2 separate regions of the Mus musculus genome follow, and region 1 is linked to region 2. A link is a loop called in an ENCODE intact Hi-C map of the cell type or tissue named here. Cell type or tissue: left cerebral cortex. All regions are shown on one strand.

Region 1 (8,000 bases), 64 kb before region 2:
CCGCATGCTACACTGACATTCTCCAAAACTGGACTTATGGGAATGCCACTTCTTGCCGTGCCCCAGCTCTTTAGCTTAATTTCCCCATTTTTTTTTCTCCAGGGAAACTAAGAATCCCAGCTATAAAGACTATTAATCTACCCCAAATTTCTTATAAATGTTACAAGCTAGCCACACCCACTTAGAAGAGGGCATTGATGATTTAGATTTGTTCCAAAATTTACATCTTCTACTTAACACTCTATGGAAAGAGATCATATTCATGCTATCTTTTGGAAATAACACAGGGGGTAATGTGGAATAAGTCAGTGTCTCAGAAATCATGTGACACTAAATAATGTATCTTGGTTAGTTCTAGGGCCATTTCTGCTTCTTATTGATGCTGCTCATGAGTGAGAGTCTCCTACCCAGAATCTCTCACTAAGAAGTGGATGAAGCTTGGTCAGAAACTTGACAGCTCATTAATCGGCCAGGATGATGCTATGAAAAGCCCCTCTTAGTCAGCTAAGGTGCATTTCACTGCAAGGCCACCAAGCTACAGTCTGGCCTGCTTTACACATACACTGGAGTTAAAACAATACCCTGGAGTGTTGGCTCAGATTACTTCAAGGGCCGTTCAATTGGCATCTGCATAGTCAGAGCAAGCATGAAGGATGGTGAGGAGTCCTTCAAAACAGCACAAGCCCTGTGGCCTCTAGTAATATGAAGCGCCTCCAACGAGTGGTCCCCCCAGGTGGCTCCGTGAAGTCTTCCTCTTTTTCAAAAACACCTCAGACCCTGTCAATGAACCTTGAGGTGAACACGCCTACTCACGGTTTTACCTCATCACAAACATATATCCAAATCGTTGAGAGATGCTGCTGCCTGTCCACAAAGCCCAAACCAATCAAATGCTCATCACATCCTCTCCTAATGCATTTGACGTAAATGGCTTTTCAGCGGAACTGGGCTGTGATCGAAGAGCTGTTTGATAGCAGCCACTTGTGCATACCGCACACTTATGCTCCGTGTTTATTACTGATAGTATTCTGTTCAGAAAAATGAGTCTTCTCATGTTGAAAATTAACCTGATCTTAATGGAGAAAGTCTAGAGGTCACAAAAATGCTACAATTAATTCAGCACTTCTGTCTCCAAGTGTCTACAGAGCAGCAAATTATGAAACATAATTATGGCTGTGGAGCATCAGAGCACTTGGCAAATTCAGGTAGTTCTGTTGAGACAAATAATTTGGAATTGGCTTTGGCCTTAGGTTGAATTACTTGTGGTTTCAACTGGTACATTGCCATGTTGTAGACACATGAGAGGGACTCTAGGGGCAGGATGGGTGGGGATGCCAAATCTAATAAGGGAAAGAAAATGGTTATAAATACAGGGTGAGTTCCTCTAAAAATAATTGCCTTGAAAAGAACTCTGCTGAAATCCAACACATTGCATTTCTGTTTCACTTTATAGCACTCATTAATAGACAGCTTAAAAACATGTAGCAATTCGCTCTTGTAGTTCCAGCCTTTGAGGGCAGAGGTTGGAGGATCATAAGTTCAAAGCCAGCTTGGGATGCGTGATGATAAAGAAATAGATGAACTGGCTTCTACCACACTAATATCATGCTCTCCTCTCCCCCCACGCACGCACGCATGCGCGCGCACGCGCACACACACACACACACACACACACACACACACACACACACACCTCTGTATCTCTGTTTAACTCTTGTTTCTGTCTCTCTGTATATAAATTACATCATCACGAGGACTAAGGATGAGCAATGAAATGTAGATGCACAATAGATGCTGTGGATAGGCAGGACTTCAAAAGAGGATCTACTGGACCTGTAGAGTCTGTGACTGCAAATGGCTCTGTCTTCGCTCAATACCATTTTCAGCAGGGGACAGCAGACTTTAGAAATTCCAAAGCAGAACTTACCAGATCGCAATGCATGCTGGGAAGTCAGGTGACTAGGTGGTTTGGTGCAAACATTCCATTCTCTCTCTTTCTCCCACATTTCTATTCCCCCCCACACACACAGCCCTATCTTTTTCTCCATCCCCCTTTCCTCTCATTTCTCGCCCTCTCCTACTATTTCCTCACTTTCCAGCAAAAACTGTGGGCTCAATCCAAGCAAAAGAAATAAACAGACTGGGATGAGAAGTTGGTCAGGGAACAGGTTTGACTGACTCAGAAAGATGAAGTCAGGAATCGGTTTGACAATGGCGCACAGAGATGTCTTTCTGCCATCAGAGACCAGGACAACATCTGGTCTAGCAGGAGGCAGAATGAAGGGAAAATGAGATAGTTTGTCCCCAAAGACAGCAAACAGCCTGACAAATTCTTATTTAGGAAATTGATGTGATAAGAATAGTACTTATGAGGGCACTGGGCACTGCTGGCCTGGAGATATGGCCCAGAATGTGCAAGACCCTGGACTTCATCTTCAGCAACACACACACACACACACACACACACACACACACACACACCACCACCACCACCACCATCAATACCAACACCTCCGACAACAGCATTCCAATACTGAGTGACATAAACGAGTTTTTCATCTTCAAGATGCAGAGCCACCCCTCTATCCCTGTGATAGGTCACAGAATTAGCATGAATTCCAATTAACCAAAGGGCATCTTGTTGGCAGCTCCCAATGCCACCGAGAAAGGTTCCAAGACCATCTGATGATGTCTGCAGTAAGAGCAAGGCAGATGCCTGTAGGGAAGGGGTTTCCTCACTCATCCACTGCTGGAGTTTGACGGAAGGGTGTGTGTTAAAGATCAGTTGTGAAATAGGAACTGGATAGACAATGAGAAGAAGGTGGCAAGGGTATGCAAGCAGGAAGGGTTCCTAGGTGGAAGGATTGCAAGAGGAAAGCAGTAGACATACATTTTGGTCTAAGAATGGGTGGCTGGGGAGACGTGTGATGCTTAGCATTGGATGGCTTTAAGAAGATGCTGCATCTTTTCTCCCTGGGTCCTGCAGGCAGAGAATGTGATGCTAAAACCTGGAGTGAGCCTCAAGTGATTTCTCAGAGTCATTTTGGACTTGAGGAACGTGTTATTTCCTGCACCTAGTCCCCACCCCCTATGTTTTCAAAATACCTTGAGATTCTTAGAGAGTTAAATGACAAACCCAGTATAGCTACCACTTTGCCAGGGTGGTGTCCTGGGTGTTTGTGGAGAACACAGAGCCTCCCTTACTGGGAGGAAAATATGACCTGCTTTTGGTTGTGTTTGTTTTAGAGGTGTGAGAAGCTGTTTTAAGAAAGTGGGGTTGCACCCTTCATTTGTGCAGAGATTATATTCTCTGCCTGCCATGTGTCTTAGTTAAAGTGTGCCCTTTCTGCCTGTGTTAGAGCCCATTAATTGGAACGAGCCTTGTTCAGCAAGCTCAGGCTTCCTTCTTGTCTGGCCCTCTTCTCCAACTACACCTCTCTGCGTCTGAAAGCAAGGACAGGTCACTCTCTCTTGTCCTGAGCATTTTGATGAAATGTTCTCATGAATGCACCTGTGTGTGTGTGTGCGTGCGCGCTCAAAGGCATGGAAGCTTGTTTTTTAATCGGAAGTGTTTTGTTTTCCTTGATTTTAAAACTTTAAATGGAGCTCCCTTGGAGGCTGGTGTTCCAGGCCCCTTTATGTCTGCACGTCCACGTTTTTTTTTTTTTTTTTCATGGTGCAGTATAATAGCTTTTGTTTCAGAAGTACAGGGCAAGAGGACCTCAAATGACAGAGGTCTGGATTATATCCATAACGTGAGATTTGGATGGCAAAGCGGAGGTTAGGGGACAGTGACAGTGAGTGTTTTCCATCGGTGAGCCCAAGTCCTTCTTGCAAGATGGGCACAATGGGCACTGTTCTGAGCACACAACAGTCTCTGGCGGCAGAAGCATCGACACACTCACTCACATCTTACACAATGGGGCTGGCGCGGCAACCTTGCCCAGCAGGACGGCACCAGCTCCCCGGGGGCTATTGTTGCACAGACAAAAGAACTTTGTCTCTTGTGTCTCCGCTGAGCCTTGGGTGTAAACATTGCTGGTTCAGAAAAATAGAATTTTGTTTTCCTCATTCTCATCTCTATTCCTCTCTCTGTGTGAGTCTGAAGTGAAAGGAAATTTCAGCCTTGGATCCAGATTCAGGAAACCCCATAGAGAACTTACAATTTTTCAAATGAAAAAGAAGAGTGAGATAGAGGGGACAAATGAAAGACCCCCCTGGATCCCTTAATCACACTGCTAGTGACCTGGGGGAATGTAGGTGAGCTTTTCAGTGACTGACTTGGTTAAATTCTTTTCAAGGTGTCTGGTCACTGTGGGCACAGTTCTCTTTTAAGACAACATGCTAACACTCAAGAGCCCCTTATTTTCTGTGAAGCAGAGAAGTTGGATGATAGGCCCTTTATTCTAACTCCAAGTCTAGAAAGAATGGCTCTGTCCATGGTCATGATCACTTGGGAGATTATAATGATTTTCTTTTCAATTACTGCCCACTCCATTGTAAAGAGAGGGCCATTTATTGAAGCAGGCGACCACAGTTACTGTGTAGGGTGAGCTGAAGCAGGCTTTCTTCTTGAGTTCACATGTGGCTACTAAAGAAGCCAGACAGCATTGGTCTGGAGCAGAGCATTCTGGGTCTGAATTTCAGCTTTATTTCTTAGTACCTTCGATCTTAGTACCTTAGCATCTCTATGCAACTTATATGTTCTTCCAAGGTCTTGCTTTTCCTGAGTTTAAAACAGAGGTAATAGTAGTGTTTAGTTAAGGACAATTGTATAATTAAATGGGAAACATCAAAAGTCCATGAAAGAAGGGCTGGAGAGATGGATCAACACATGGTCAGGAGCACTTCTCTTGCAGAGAAGACCCATGTTTGGTTTCTAGCACACATGTAGCAGCTCCCAACATCTGTAACTCCAGTTCTGGGGCATTCAACTCCCTCTTTTACCTCCATGTGCACCATGCACAGGGTGCACATTCTTATCTGCAGACAAAACATCCAGACACGTGAATAAGAACGACAATAAAAACCGGCCAACAGAGAGTGGTTGCGATTTTTCTTCCACCCAGTCTGCTAGTTTACTTAAGGATGCCTAGCCTCTGTCTGCAGCCTGCCCTGTGGTCAGGAAGTTGATCTCTACCCTTGCACGTATGCTCTGTATCCCTTTGGTAATGCAAGCAGAACAGGCCTAGTCTCAATACCTGAGCCATTTATGCTCTTGACCAAATGGAGGGCCTCTCCGATATTTTCTACCAAGCTGCCTTTCTCATTTCTTGCCAGTTAAATATTCTTATTTTTGTTTTCATTTAAAACATTTCACTCCAGTCTTTAATCACAACTCTGTCTCAGAAGTAAAGTAAAAATAAGCCAAGCAGTCATTTGACATTTTAACAATTTATGTTTTTCTTGTAATGCGTCTTTTTACTTCGTGCGAATAGTATTTTTCATAGAATCAATTTGAATATGGAACTCCGGTAGGAGAGACTTTCTGCTCATCCTCCAAAAGGAGTGTAATCTAAAAAGATAGATATGGATGTATATTTATAAGCGTATAAAGAAGCTACACATTAATTTTAACGACACATGAACATAAAACATGAATTGTGGCTGAAGTGTTGTATTTGGGTAAGCAAAACGAAGTCCATTTAGCTGGTGGAACGGAGACAGAGCAATAGGTATGGTCTCAGAGAGTTGTGTGCACATCTGTGAAAGAGACTAGACTGATGGACCTGTCAGTAACAGAAGAGAGAGCCCTTGAAGGATGAGAGAAGGCAAAGAACATGTTACTAGAGTGTTCTAGATTAAAAGTGAAGAGACATTCTAATTGTATGTACCTGACTCAGGGTGACTTGAAGTGACTGTCATCAAAGTTGATCACATGGAAACTCCTGGCTTGGGTCCCTTCCTTCCTTTTACTGTGGAAATGGAATTTAGATTTGGAGTTCAAGGCATCTCTAGACGTTCCTGGGGGCTCTACATGCGATAGCTCAGTGTAAAGAGGCAACTGCACCTCCCATGCTCTCCATCAGTTGCTTAGTTGGCAAATGATTTATGCTTTTTGAGTTTCAGTTCCATTATCAGTAATCTGAGACAGTAGCAATTGTCTCCAGGATTGTTGGAAGGATGGCCTCAGAGTCCAGGGTCAGTGCTGGACATGTAGAAAGGTTGAAGCAGCACTCATCAATCACCACCATCACGGTCATTGGCACCACCATCAAACAGTAGCAGTACCATCGGGGACCATCTGCGTGGTATATGCATGTGGACTGATTAACGGTGATCCATTCCATCTAGAGCCCGTGGACCTCCTGCTTGGTAGTTTGCCATTTCTAATATCCTACCAAATGACCCAGGGACAATACTTCACTGGTGCTAAATACTTCTACCTCAAAGATTTCCTCTTTAGAGTCAATGGATTAGGCTCATGTCTGAAATTAAAACATTATCAGATAAACATAGGCACTGAGCGCTGGTCAGGAATGCGCTTGACTGTCAGTTCCAGCCACACGAACCATCTTTTACTCACGAGAGGCTGATTATACATCACGTTGATTTCAAACCCAGAGGCCATCAAGGGTATCCTGATGCTAAAGACATCACTATTTTAATGATCTCAGCTGAAGAGTATTTAAAAAAAAAAAAAAAAAAAGAGTGCTGCGCTTTCAGACCTCAAGACTTATTGCTTGTATTTTCACAGCTTTCTTAAAGTAAAAAGGGGTGTTGTGGAAAATGATAAAATTTATCATTTATAGCGAAATATTAATGTAGCAGCAGGAGATTCGATGAGGCCATCTATCTATGAGCATTCAGACTTCAAAGGAAGCATAAACATGAAATTAATGGTTTGTCTAGTGTAAGAGACAAATAAATGCAAATGTGGGCTCATTAATATCAAGTGGATGACTTCTTGGTTTATGGGGTTTGGATTGATTTTGTCAAAGGCCAATAGATTTATTTTAAAAAGTCTTTGGAATTTAGCATCCATACACCCATTATTGAGAGAAATAAAACTCACAGCACTCCTGCACGGCCTCTCTTCCTCCTCCTCCTTCCCCCAGCTTAGATGTTGCTTTACTGAGATAAAGTTCTCACATTAGGACTTACTTTCACACTGAAATATGTCCCTTGTAGGAAGCGCTATAAACGTCAGCATTTTCCTCAGCATTAGTTTATGGGCAGAGTGAATTTTAATGGCATCATAATCTCATGGCAATCAATTGCAGTGCTTGGGGGGGAAAAAGCTCTGGTGGTGTCCATTAAATGGGCTTTGCATCACTTTTAATGCTCTGAAATCTTGAAGTCTCTCTCTGTCTTGCCTATTTGTATATAGATAAAGTAGTTTTTCTTTTCCTCCCCATTTTAGGCTGGGACAGCATTAAATACTTATAGTTACAATTTAATTCTCTTGTCAAGGAGGTAAAAATACCTTCCTTCTTCCACTTGAACAAAAAGGTACATGGGTGTTGGTCCTGATACAATGTGGGAAACCAAGGCAGAGTCTCCGTGGTGGCTTTTTAACTTAGTTCTAGATTGGCAAGTCCCTCCGTTTTGGAGTCTAGCTGCTGTGGTCCAGGTATCGTGAAGAAACGGAGTACAGCAAGCAGAGCAATGCCTACTCTCTCTGATCTCTACTTCATGAAGGCCATCCTCATCTCTCCCTCTGATTTGAGCATGGACCCCTTTCTTATAGATCACACACGCAAATGTGGATCCTGGCAACCATATGGGTTATCATAGTTACGCGGTGAGTCGCCTGCTTTCTGGCTTCTCCTTTTGCTTATCTGTTTTGTCTTCAGGAGGCAACATGAATCACACATCTACTGCTTTTTTCTGAGAAAAAAATTTCAGGTTACTCATGCTTTGGTGACACTTTGTTGTTAAAAATATCTGATCCTCTTTAAGCATTTCTGTACTCAACAAATGACTGTGGGCTTGGGTTTGAGGTTGGTTCCTCCCTCAAAAACAAAAGAAAACAAAGAAAGCAAAACCCCACAGAGTCT
Region 2 (8,000 bases):
TGAAAGATGTTAAAAGTGCTAGCATCAGGGGAATGAGCATGGGGGTGGGAAGGGCGGGATAAAGGGCCATTGTTTCCTTTCTGATAAAATGTAATTTTAAAAAACATGTGCATGTATTGCACTGATAAAAAGAATAAAGCCAATAACAAAAACCAACTCTGGCTGAGGCATGAAAGAAACAATATGTAAATGACATCCGGGAGCCAATTTATTTATGATTAAGACACCTATGCGACATAACTGCAGACAATTTTTTTAAAAAAAAAATTCAAATCTTCTGACAAATGAAAAATGGCTTCCTTAGAAAAGACGACTCGGTAGCCAGCACAATGAACTTGGCATTTACAGAAGAAAATTCATCGCTCATTATGAGAGCGTCCTCCAGGGTGTCTCCATCAGCCCACAACCCGAGTCGTTAAACTTAAAATTTAACAGTTTTAAAACTTTACAAAGACCAGGAAAAGCTTTTATAACGCTGTAAATTTCCAAGCTGGGTGGAGGCATGGACTCCATACCAATTCTGCTTTCGCTCACCTCCGAGAAACCTGGTATGTAAATCCTGAGGTATCAAGATGAGTTTTAAAAGTGAAATACTTTCCCCTCTGTAGAAGTCTCTGAGCAGGCACCAGCCAGTGAGAAAGGAGCTCTAAATTTCATTCAGCGTGCCCATCCATACCCAGGTAGGTTCCCCAAAGAGCTAGCCTGCCCAAGAAACGTTGGGGCCAAGTGAGACAGAGTACATTGTCCTGTCTGCCAGACTGAGCCTTTCTCTTCTCCAAAATATCACCGAGTGTGGGGGCCAAGCAGGGCTGACATAGCAATGTCCCACAACCAGGGTGACTCAGGCAGTGGGAAAGTCCTGTCTTCAATTCTAGAGTTCGGACTTCAAATCAGGGCAGGTGATACCTCCCTCACCCCTGAGGCTTCTTTGCTTGTATTGCATATGTCTGTCCCAAAGTCTCCATTTTATTCTATATAGTGGACCCCCAGGGGATGTTCTTAAGGAGACCAGTCTTATTGAACCAAGACCCTAAGACCATATCTTTATAGATTTAATCTAATTATCACTTTAAAGGTCCTGTCTCCAATAGAACTCTGTGTCTGTGTGTTTGTGTGTGTGTACATGTATGTATTTATATCTACAATAATCTAGGGGAAAGAGAACACAATGTGGGCAAAGAGCTTTCCTACAGTCAATTACGCTTAACTCCGGTAGGGACCAAATGACCAGAGACCCTTCTTCAGGTCCCTTAGAACAGTGTTTCCCAACCTGTGGGTTGCAACCTCTTTGGGGGGGTCACATATCAACTTATCAGTTTTCCTGCAATAGTTGTATTATAATTCATAACACTAGCAGAATTGCCATCATAAAGTAGCAACAGAATAATTTTATGGTTGGAGGTCACCACACCATGAGGAACTTTTATTAAAGGTGGCAGCATTAGGAAGGCTGAGGAGCACTGCCTTAGAATGTGCATTCTTCAATCTGGAACCTTCTGTAAAACTATATCCTGAAAGCTGTACCTCGTAACAACCTGCTGTCAATGTCATTTGGCACCTCAGGCTGTCAAAGAGGAGAGAGGCACTAGGAAGGCATGCTACAGGATGCTTCTGTAGCACAGACACGAGAGACAATCAGATGGCATCCTCAGGGAGACCTGGTTTCCCTGATCTCCATGAGAGGACTGAGATGCAGGGAGACCTGAGCGGAATTTTCCACAGAGTGACTCTCCAAGGTGCATCATGGCTCCAGAACTGTAGGAGGACTCCCTAGTTTTCTGGCAGATGGAGCTTGAATACAATACCTGGGCTTTAGCTTGGTAAGCAGTTATTTTGCCACATGGTTGAGCTGTAATTGTATTTAAGTAGTTATAATAATTTAAAAATGGGTTAAATTTTTTGAGATGGGTGGGTGGCCCAATCCCTCAACTGGGAGGCATGCCTATCTACTGGAGGTTGTCTCTACACGTTCTGTCTCCCCTTTGTTGGGTATTTCAGCTAATGCCATCCCCATTGGGCCCTGGGAACCTCTCATTTCCCTGGATCCTGGGACTTTCTAGTGGCTACCCCCAGTTCTCTACCTCTGACTGCTACATATTTCTATTCATTTTCCTGACCCTTTGTACTTCTCTTATGTCTCTTCCCATACCTAATCCTGTCCCCTTTTCCCCCCACTCCCCATCCTCTCTCCCTCCCAGGTCCTTCTGGGACAGAACAGAGAGTGAAAGAAAGACCATTCAGAGATCACCCCACCTAGGGATCCATCCCATCTGCAGACACCAAACCCCCACATTATTGCTGATGCCAAGAAGCACTTGTTGACAGAGCCTGGTATAGCTGTTCCGTGTGAGACTCTGCCAGCACATGACTAATATAGATGTAGATACTCACAGCCAACCATTGGACTGAGCCTGGGGATCCCAATGGAAGAGTTAGGGGAAGGAATGAAAGAACTGAAGGGGATTGCAACCCCATAAGAAGAACAACAATATCAACCAACCAGGCCCCCTTCCCCCCCAGAGTTCCAAGGGACTAAACCACCAACCAAAGAATATGGTATAGAGGGAGGGACCAATGGCTCCGTCTGCATATGTAGCAGACGATGGCCTTGTCGGGCATCAATGGGAGGAGAGGCCCTTGGTCCTGTGGAGGAGAATGCTAGGATAGTGAGGTAGGAGTGGGTGGGTGGGTGAGTGGGGGAGCACCCTCACAGAAGCTAAGAGGAGGGGGATGGAATGAGGGGTCTGCAGAGAGGAGACGGGAAGGGGGACAACATCTAAAATGCAAATAAATAAAATAACCAATAAAAAGTTTGAAAATGGAATATTAGTTCAACCAAAATGAAGATTAGCTTGAGTGGAAGTCTCAGGGCGGGAAGGTAACATTCATATGATTGGCTGGGAAGTAGAAAAGAGACCCCCAAACCATCTCTCATAGACAAAGTCCAGTACATTTTCACTTTTTTTTGTGTGTATCTGTAGAGGAAAGCCAACAAATAATTCTGCAAACTGAAATAGTATAAATTAGTGATGCAGATGTATTTAGAAGTATTTGGGGGTAAATCCCAAGCTAATGGGCTAACAAAGGAGAGGTAAAGCCAGGAGGGGGAGCCCGGGCAAAGTTGCTGCTTTGCTTTAGGTTTTCAACTGCATACCTTAGAGCAGAGGTTCTCACCCTTCCTAAGGCTGTGACCCTTTAACACAGTTCCTCACAGTGTGTGTGGTGACCCCAAACATTAAATGATTTTGCTGTCATTTCATAACTGTAATTTGCTAGTGTTACAAATCATAGTATAAATATCTTGTATGTAGGGTATTTAATAGATAATCCACCCCCAAAGGGGTCTTGGCCCCCAGGTTGAGAACCACTGGCTTAGAGGATAACTGACATTTTCCATGTGGGATATTGTATACATTGGATTGGAAATAAACAAAATAGGTAAGGACAAAAATGAAAAGGAAATAAATATCCACGATATTCCAACTTCATGGATCACAAGATGACCAAGACAGCAGCCTTGGACGCTGCAGTTGCAATAAGAAACACCAGAGAGAGAAGCGTGCAGACCCATTAACACTTAAGAAGGTTCACCCAGTGAGCACTCCTGAGACGTCCCATGTGCCATCATAAAAGATAATGAGTTTGAGAGTAGATAAGAGGAAGAAGAGAGTCTTACAGCAATGGCATCTTGAAAGAAATAAAGCTTGAGTTTAGATTTAAGCAAAGTTGTGGGAGGCGAAGAGTTAATAGAAGAGTTACTAGAGTTAAAAGTGTCCTGGGCTAGGTCAAAGCTCCTGGTTATCTGAAAACCAGCCAGGAGGAGGCCAATGTGCCTACATTATAATAAATACAGGAGAGGAAGCTGAGAAGCTGAAACCAAGCCCTACACAGTGTTTTATAAGGAATTGGATTTTAATTTAAATTTGATCGTAAGTCATTGACAGAGGAGTTGGTTTGTTTGTTGTGTGTACATTTTAGGATAAGGGTCAACTGGACCAGCCTACATTGACATTGAACTTGTGGTTCCTTGCCTCTGCCTCTCAACCGTTGGGATGATAGATACACACCTCCATGTCCAGCTCAGAATAGTAGTTTTGAGATCTGACTTAGTTGTTGAACCAATGTTGTACTGGGAAGGACTGGGCAGGAATAGAACAGAAAGTTTACTTTTAAAGACTCACCGAATTTTAGGATGAGATGTTTGGATAGACAGATGGAAGGATGGATGGATGGATGGATGGATGGATGGATGGATGAATGGATGGATTAAGGAATGGAGTGACTGACTGATATAGATAGCAGATTTGGGCTGAGAATCTTAATTTGGGCAGAGTAGCAAGGCACAGCTAAGAGGCCAGGGGGGCAATTTCAGAGCCAGATGGAAGGGGGGAGGTGCAGAATTATTTCTTCTGCAGCTGGTCTCCCCAAATTTTCAGACTTGCTTTACCATATATGGACAGACACTCAGGTGGGGGTGGCTGAGGCGCCAGCATGATTATGCAGGGAATAAAGACTTGCCAAATTGCTTTAAACTCAGCCCATCTCCATTCTGGCTCTCACCACACTTGACGTGAGCGTGCAACCGGGCTTGTAAATAACTGTGCTTGGAGGCCGAGCTGGGAATTACGCCCCTCCAGACAGCTATTCAGAGACTGAGAGAATAGGGCCCACTTGCTGTAATGCTATGCATTAAAAAGCACTTAGGCTGCTAAAATCGGCATTAGAATTGCACATCAACATTGCTGCCGTGCTCTCAATGGGACTCTGGAGTCCAAGTGGGACTCTCAGAGTTTGCAGAGGGGAGAAAAGCCGTCTCAGGCAGTCTCTCTACCTCAGCCCACCCAGCAGCACCACCTCTACCCTGTGGAGAATCCCCTCCATAAATGGGGGAAAGAATGATCTTATTTTTAAGCCAAGATTAAACTGGGCCCGTAGTGTGCAAGGATGATAGGTCTTCAAGAGGAGAGAAATGAATCTAAGCCGTGACAGCACATCCATCCAAAGGTGGCAGGAAGGGGTGGTGCAGGTGTTCCTGGGAGTTAAGAGGAGCCCCAGGCATAGTGTACCCCACATAGAAGGCTTGAAGTAAATGAATGAATGAATGAATGAGTGAATGAATGATTGAGTCATACATTTCCATCCCAGTCTAGTCCCAGCAGTTCTTTGTTCTTTCATTTCTGCCTAGGAATCAAATGCACTGCTGGGCCAAGTTTCCACCAAGCACTTTAAGGGGTGCACAAGAGTGGCTGAAAACAACGCACGGCATCCCCCTCAATCTCTCCAGCAGTTGTCCCAGGCCCTTCCACTAAAAGGTATGTCACTGGGCTTTATTGAGCTTCAACAACTCGATTGTTCTTTAGCAAGTAGTTTATTTTATTTATTTATTTATTTTAAGCTATCCAAAGCAATGGCTCCATCGTGTTGTTTACATTTTATTTCGCCATTTTATTTTTGCCCATGTCCATCACCTCCTCCACTGCCTTCTCTCCTCCTTCCCAGGCTCATCAGGCCACTGCCTGCTTCCTCCCACACGGTCCCTGCCATGCTTTCACTTCGTGTGTATTCCGCTACTTTCTTCTCCCCATTCCTCCCTTAATGTTACATCCTCCCCATGCCTCTCCACCCACGAACACACTCCTCTACGTCTCGAGTCTACATATGACACTCTTCCTTCATTTAGCATAAAGAGCTTCATTCGGTTCAGATGCCATCCCTGCAAATGCTAGAATTTCATTTTTCTTCATGACTGAGTAAGACGGCATCGTGTGCGTGTGCCACATTTTCTTTATCTGTTCATCTGCCGATGGGTATCTAGGCTGGTTCTGTTTCTTAGTTATAGTGGGAAGTGGAGAGTTGGGCTGGAAATAGCATCGCTGAGTCACAAGGTAGTTTTAACTTTCAAAGAGAGTGAACCAACTTATCTTCCCGGCAGCTATGCATAAGGTTTCCTGTTCCCTCATATTCTCACCAACACTCAATGGCATTTAATTAATTTTTAAAAATTGTGTATGTATTTTTTTTCTTGGTCTGCATGTGTCTCTGTGTGCCATGTATTTACCTTGGGCCTGCAGAGGCCAGAAGAGGACACTGGATCCCCTGGAACTAGAATAACAGATACTTGTGAACTACCATGTTGGTTCTGGTAGTCGAATCTGAATCCCTCTGAAAGAGTGGTCAGTGCTTCTAACCGCTGGGCCTATCATTTGATTTTTTTGATGAGAGACGTTCTGACCATGATAAGATGGAATCTGAAATCAGTTTTATTTCCCTGACAGCTAAGAATGTTGGATTCCCCCCTCCCAATATTTATTGGCCATTTATATTGTTACATTGGAAGAAATTGGCCTATTTATTGGTTGTATAATTAGTCTGGGGTGTTTATGTTTTGGAGTTCATTATGTATTCTGGTTATTAATTCCCTGTCTAATGTGTGCTCGGCAGTTTTTACCATTCTGTCATCTTCTTGCTCTTTCTCCTGATGGCTGCCATTGCTTTCACAAGCTCCAATTCCATGTAACTCTACCTGTCCGTTCCTCAGATTGTTCCCTATACCCTTGAGTCCTCCCAACAGAAAGTCTTCGCTTATTTCTATATCTTGAAGTATTTTATCTGTTTTCCGATGTGAGTTTCGAAGTTTCAGGTTTTACTTTTAGGTCTTTGATCCATTGTGAATTGATGTTTTGTGGAGAGAGAAGGGTGGGAGTTGAATTTTATTCTTCTATAGGTAGCCATCTAGTTTCTCCAGCAGCATTCGTGGAAGGGGGTTTTTCCTCCCCAATGTCTGTTTCTGTCAACTTGGTTGAAAATAAGTGAGGCTACAGCTGTGTGAGTCTGTTTCTGGGTCCTCTATTACATTCCACTGGTTCACGCGTTTGTTTTTCAAGTAGGTACTTATGTACATTTATAGATGATTATACAACAAGTTAAAAACACAAGGATTAAAAAAAATAGACCTTAGAGAAAAAGTCTGGTGGAAACTGGAAAAATAATGATAAGCTCAACCAAAAATGGGCTGGTGAGATAGCTCAGTGGGTAAAGATGCTTGCCACAAAGCCTGGTGACCTGAGTTTGATCCCGGGAACTGACGATGAGGTAGAAGGAGAAAACAGACTTGACAAAGTCTTCCTCTACACTCAACATGCGTGTCATGGTACATGCTTCCACACGCATACAGCATGCATACACAATAATAATGGAGGCAACTGTTTAAGAGTAGCTTATGTTCCATTTGTGTATCTAATAAAAAAGGCAGTAAGAGAAAGCAGAAGCGAGGTTACAGAAAGTGATACCACCTGTTGGCAAGGTCCACCAAGACAGAACGGCATGCCAAACTTCCCAGAAATCTGGCAATAAAAATGTCTAAAGTCAAAATGTTCTAGATCTTTCTGTAGGGTCTTAAATGGTCTATTTCTTGATTTGGGTGCTGGTGACATAAATATATATTTACATAAGTATTAGCCTATTTATGTAAGATTTACATACTTAATAACTATCTGTACATTAAATCATAGTTTTAAAAAACCCTAGACAATTAGTAATTTGATTCTAGAAAAATTCAATTACATGGAACATCTCATTTTCCAGGTTGCCACGAAGGGAGGAATCATCTTGCTTCTCATACATGTTAATTATAAAGTAGCTGCCATTGACAGAACATTCACCAAGCCCCATACCCTGTGCTAATTGCTACATAATTAGCTCATTTAATCTTCACAAATGTCATGTTCTTAGTAAAACTGGGGTTCATAGAAGCCATAGCGTAAACTCCATAGCAACAGCAAACCAGACCTGTGAGTGTGTCCTGCTTGTCTCCCCCATCACTGCATTCCTAGAGTGTGAGTCAGCGGGCGCAATATGACAAGGGCTCAATAAACATCAGCAAAACCACAGCTGGTCTGTCTCGCCCAACATCCCATAATGCTCAGGTCTGGGCCTTCATTCCGACTCTGAAGCCCAAACTTAACCATTTCACGTAATTCATCCACAATAAAACACTGGTG

Evidence for each region. Peaks named below come from ENCODE experiments on the same cell type or tissue, not always from the same donor. Only the 100,000 strongest peaks of a DNase experiment are listed, where the experiment ranks them.
Region 1: it touches region 2 in a loop (2.0-fold over the local background); 4 of 42 quality-filtered maps call a loop at or near these places.

Annotation. Positions count from the first base shown.
Region 1 is chr9:99,766,962-99,774,961 of GRCm38, forward strand. No RefSeq gene overlaps it. Among named protein-coding and RNA genes, the nearest start is that of Gm23949, 20 kb to the left of the region's middle. In left cerebral cortex, no CTCF peak of the experiment used is centred here; a DNase peak (open chromatin) is centred at 3,914.
Region 2 is chr9:99,831,213-99,839,212 of GRCm38, forward strand. It overlaps the pseudogene Gm518. Among named protein-coding and RNA genes, the nearest start is that of Sox14, 41 kb to the right of the region's middle. In left cerebral cortex, no CTCF peak of the experiment used is centred here; DNase peaks (open chromatin) are centred at 2,227, 4,558, 4,921 and 5,734; H3K4me3 peaks cover 398 bases; H3K27ac peaks cover 731 bases.